2 separate regions of the Homo sapiens genome follow, and region 2 is linked to region 1. Evidence: read pairs that join two places in POLR2A ChIA-PET (ENCODE). Cell type or tissue: PC-9. All regions are shown on one strand.

Region 1 (2,500 bases):
TTGATTTTTAAAAGATTAATAACAACATTTGGAGTTAAAGTTTAATATTATTTTAGAGAGCATACTTTTTATGATAAAATCCACTTCATCTGTGTTAAGAAGCTAAGTCAAAGAGGAAGTCCTTTGGATTACTTTTTTGAATCTAAAGGTCCCTCAGTGCTCACTCTCTATACATCATTTGTACTTCCATAGGGCTCCCTTTTTATATATGTCTCTTGAAAAAACACTATTGTGTGCAATGGAAATATATTTTGTGCAGAGCTTCTATTTATTATTTTTTGTTTTTGCTTTGAAATAATTATAATTATTATAACTATTGTGAATAATTATAGATTCATGAGAAGTTACAAAAAATGTGTAGACAGGGATGTCCCGAGTACCCTTTATCCGGCTTCCTCCATTTGTATCATCTTGCATAACTGTAGCTCAACATCAAAACCAAAAAATGGACAACGGTAAAACACACAGAGCTTATTCAGATTTTACCAGTTTTATATGTCCTTAATTGTGCATGTGTGTGTGTGTGTGTACATAGTCCTATGCAATATTATCACATGTGTAGATTAGTATAACCATGACCATAATCAAGATACAAAACTGTTTCATCCACACAAGGCTCCCTCATGCTATCCTTTAATAGTCAAGTCCCCACTCCCTAAACACTAATCTGGCAACTGTTAATCTGTTCTCCATTTCTATAATTTTGTTATGTTAAGAATGTTACAATAAATGGTGTCACACTTTATGTACCCTTTCGATATTGGCATTTTTCACTCAGCATGATTCCTGTTAGATCCATGCATTATCTATCTTGTTGCATGTATCAATAGTTTGTTCTTTTTATTGCTGAGTAGTATTCCATGGTATGGATGTACCACAGTTCGTTTAACCATTCATCCACTGAAGGATGTCTGGGTTGTTTACAGGTTTTGGATGTTATGAGTAAAGCTGCTATGAATATTCATGTACAGGTTCTTGTGTGAACATGAGTTTTCATTTCTCTGAGATAAATGTCCAAAAGTGCAATTGCTGAGCTGTATGGTGTGTTAGTTTGTTTTCTGTTGCTATAACAGAATACCTAAGACTGGGTAATTTATAAAGAAAAGAAATTTGTTTCCTCTAGTTCTGGAGGCTGAGAAGTCCAAGATCATATCACTGGCATCTGGTGAGGGCCTGCTTGCTGTGTCACAACATGGTGGAAAGCATCACATAGCAAGAGGGCAAGAGCATGTGTGTATGGTAGCCCAGGTTTCTCATCCTGTTCTTATAAAGCCACCAGTCCCATCATGAGAGCCCCATCCTGATGAGCTTATCTCATCCTAATCATCTCCCCAAGTCCCACTTCTAATCATCATATAAACTTGGGGATTACGTTTCCAATACATGGAATTTGGTGGATACATTCAAACCATAGCATATGGTATGTGCATGTTTAGTTTTAAAGAAACTGCCAAATTGTATTCCAGTGTGACTGTACCATTTTATTTCTATTTATTTTCTAAAGTATATGTTAAATAATAAAACACTTTTGTTATTTAATATTAACTGCAATATTTATTATGTGTATTTTAAAATTTAATCAAGTTGTTTATTTTACCACTTGGTAAATTACAAAATTCATCTTAGAGATTTATTTTTAATGTAAAATTAACCTAATAGAGGAAGAGAATGTAATCCTCTTAGTGTTCTTCTGCTATTGAATATACGTTATGTAGTTGATCTTTATTGATGTTTACCTCTTTAGTCTTATAAAAAAGCTGTTGCACTCCAAGGATATACAGAATGTGTTTTTTTCCTCTTTTCATAAATAGAGAATATAAATAAAGTGAAACCAAAAGATTCTTCCAATAACATACAGTTTAAGAGGAGAAGCCCTTATTGGGTTGGCTCAAAGTAAAATTTAAAAACCACAGAAGAACTTGATTTTTGTCTCTTCTCTTCCTTTATATTGTATGTAGGTAGATCAAAAGATCAAATTTCAAGAACTTTAAAAAAAGTCAGAATGTGCTTAGAAATAAAGGTAGGATTCTATATATAAGGAGCAAACAGAAACTAGGACAACGGGTGACACAATTTCATGGACTGCAGAAGAAAAAGAGTCCATGATCAACTGCAATATCCATGACTCAACTGACAAATATTTGTTGAGAACCCACTATATGCCAGACACTGTAATGGGAGCTGTGGGGAGATGGGAGTTTAAAGATTTAGGATAAGAAATATAATGCCACCCAAACCCTTCCTGTCTAGCTGGGAGGCAGTGGATCATGCATGAAGAGACTGGAGAGTGATACAGAAAGGCAGATACTTAATGACAATGGCTGACATGCACTTGATTGTGGGCCGAACACTGGGCAGAGTTTTGCAGATGTTACTCAATCCTCACAACAACTCTGTGAGGTCACTCTCAGCATTACCATTTTACAGATGAGGAAACTGAGGACTGAGGAGTTAAAATATAACATGTTATTTACAACAGTCATTTTCCATGTTCACTGAA
Region 2 (2,500 bases), 230 kb after region 1:
TCTCTACTTTTGAGGAATTGATGGTCTGTAGGAGAAATGTAGCTATAAACAGATGAAAACAAAATATGTGTATAAACAACAGTGAGAGCCCAAAGAACAGAGCTGCTAACTCTGCTTGAGCAAATCTGGGAAGGAGGTGAAGGTTAAATGGAATTTTAAAGGATTAGTAGGAGGAAGCCTAGCCAAAAGTCAGCAGGAGGGGGGTGGGAGGGGGCACCATCCAGAATGCTGGAGCTGAGAGAACACGTGAGATGTTCCCTTCTTTCTTCCTGCTTCCCCCGTGCCAGGGAGAGAGTGGTGCCCTAAGCTACCCTCTGAACGACCAAAAATCCCTACTCCCCTCACTCAAAGTGTATCCTAATATTAACACACCATTTCCTATTCCTACAGCTCAACCAGCTTTCATATTTTCTTCATGCAGCTTCTCTCTTGCAGGTTTTAGGAGGAGTGAGACCCCACTTAAGGTTATTTACTTAAAGCAAGAATACTTCCTTGGGGTACTAGCATTTTAAAAAGGAAACTTGTGAACCCAAATTAATTTTAAAATTGTAGAAATATGCACGCAAGAATTCTTTTAGCAGGGAGATTTCCAGGTTCCCTTTGGGTAGTTTGGTCTTATCTTTACTTCTCTGAATGAAGCAAGATAAGGAGGCAGCAACTCAGTCACCAAATTCTGTTAATTTTCTCTTGGCCCAGTCTCCCTCTATAGTATGGGGTTATCATTTCACTTATCACATTATTACAAGCTAGAAATCTTATGTCATTATAAAAGTATCCATTTATTTCCTTTGTTGTCTTATTTCCTGAAGTTGTCAGGGCCCTAACTCTAGCTCTCTAGCCACACCCTAAGTGACGAACTCTGGTCCTGAGTTCCCCATCACCACCCAGACTGATGTCAGATGGGGCCAGGTTCTTCTCAGTTTTCAACACATGCGACCCCACCCAAAGTCACTGGATCCACGCTTTATTAGAGAGGGATGAGTCAGATCTCTACTAACCCAGTAGTCTATCTAAGTCTCCACACAGAACAAGGACTCCCTATCGTCTCCCATACCTGGGTCAAGGGCACTCCCACCTCCTCTCCCAGGCCTGGGGAGAGTGCCTCAGACTCCACTGCAATGCCCCTGTTGACCAGGACTAGACACTCGAATGATCTTCTGGTGCTTTCCTCTTTCAGAACTCACAAAACAAACTTTGATTTTACAGCCTCACTCTCTAGGTGTCTTCACATCCTGGCACCAGTTCCCAACTATATCAAAGCTGCCTTCTCACACACACACCAACACCATCCCCACACAAGAGCTCCCAGCCACCTCCTCAGATGCTTAGCTCGAAGGCCCTCTTCCCCCTATTTGAATAGGAACAAATCACTATGGATGATTCTCTCTCTCTCCCAAGGTGATTACTCCAAACTCCAGAGCTGCTTCAACACCCCCCCAAGTGCTCTCTGGTCTAGGAACCTCATGCCATTCATCCTCCCAGTGGAATTTACTATGTTCTAGTGTGGAATTCTGTGAGGATCAGCTCCACCTCATTTCCTATCCCCCTGACTTTCTGGGCGTCTAGTGACTGTGTCCACTGACTCTGTGCCTCCCACTCCATCTTTAGGTCCTTCCTACACAGGCACAGGGTGTTCCACTGCTGCCATTCTCTGAAGAGGCCAGTGCCTCAGAAAGAAAGGTCACTTTCCCCAGCCCCAATCCCACCTGTTTTTGGCTTCTTTCTCCTGCTGCCAATTGGCAGTTCCAATATGTCTTGTCCATATCCCAGCCCTGAACTCAGTCATGACGGTAGGGACCTTCACTTTGACTCTTTCTTGTTGGAGCCAGCCATGAACCCATCTTCAAACTCCCAATACTTATGATTGGAAACCCCCTGGCCAGTTGTTGCCTGGATTGTAACTGGGGCTACTGTATCTCTTAATAATGACTCCCATTTGGCTCTTCCACTGGCATTATTCTCTGCACCTAGGTTAGTTCTTCAAAGCCTGTCCCATTGTAGTGGGTAGGTCTCATGCCAAGTCTTGGCCTCTCTTCCTGCCACATGTGGCCATACATACAATCAAATCTTGAGTTACAACTGCTAGTCAGAGGGGATAAGCCCCTTAGTGTATGTTCTGTGAGTTCAGTGCTATTGTGGAGCATGCCTGAGGACCCATCTGAAGACTTTCATTAGTGGTAGGTCTGTGCTACCTAAGGTTCTCCCCATGAGAAGCATAGATCAGATCCTCAGAAGCAGGCTGGCAGATGTGTCCTTGACACTGAGTACTGCTGTATGTTTATCCTCTTTAAGCTCAGTACAGTCAATCAGTTTTCCATGATTTATTTTATTTTGGCTAAGTCAGTTTACTGTTATTTATTTTAACTAATAAGTAAGTGTTTTCCCATGTGCTTCAGACAAGCTTCAATTCCTTAGTCAGAGGCACCCAGTCCAAGGATACCTAAAACAGCCCTCACCTTCCAAGTCCTTATTGAAAGTAACCCTCTGATTAGCCATTTGT

The links. ChIA-PET counts read pairs that join two places held together with the same protein. Peaks named below come from ENCODE experiments on the same cell type or tissue, not always from the same donor. Only the 100,000 strongest peaks of a DNase experiment are listed, where the experiment ranks them.
Region 2: POLR2A ChIA-PET joins it to region 1 with 5 read pairs; 5 of 35 experiments call an interaction of 5 or more read pairs at or near these places.

Annotation. Positions count from the first base shown.
Region 1 is chr5:115,322,057-115,324,556 of GRCh38, forward strand. The region is part of intron 2 of LOC105379129 (a long non-coding RNA gene); the gene reads left to right. Among named protein-coding and RNA genes, the nearest start is that of CCDC112, 27 kb to the left of the region's middle. In PC-9, no CTCF peak of the experiment used is centred here; no DNase peak of the experiment used is centred here.
Region 2 is chr5:115,550,680-115,553,179 of GRCh38, forward strand. No RefSeq gene overlaps it. Among named protein-coding and RNA genes, the nearest start is that of FEM1C, 7.2 kb to the left of the region's middle. In PC-9, no CTCF peak of the experiment used is centred here; a DNase peak (open chromatin) is centred at 979; H3K27ac peaks cover 289 bases.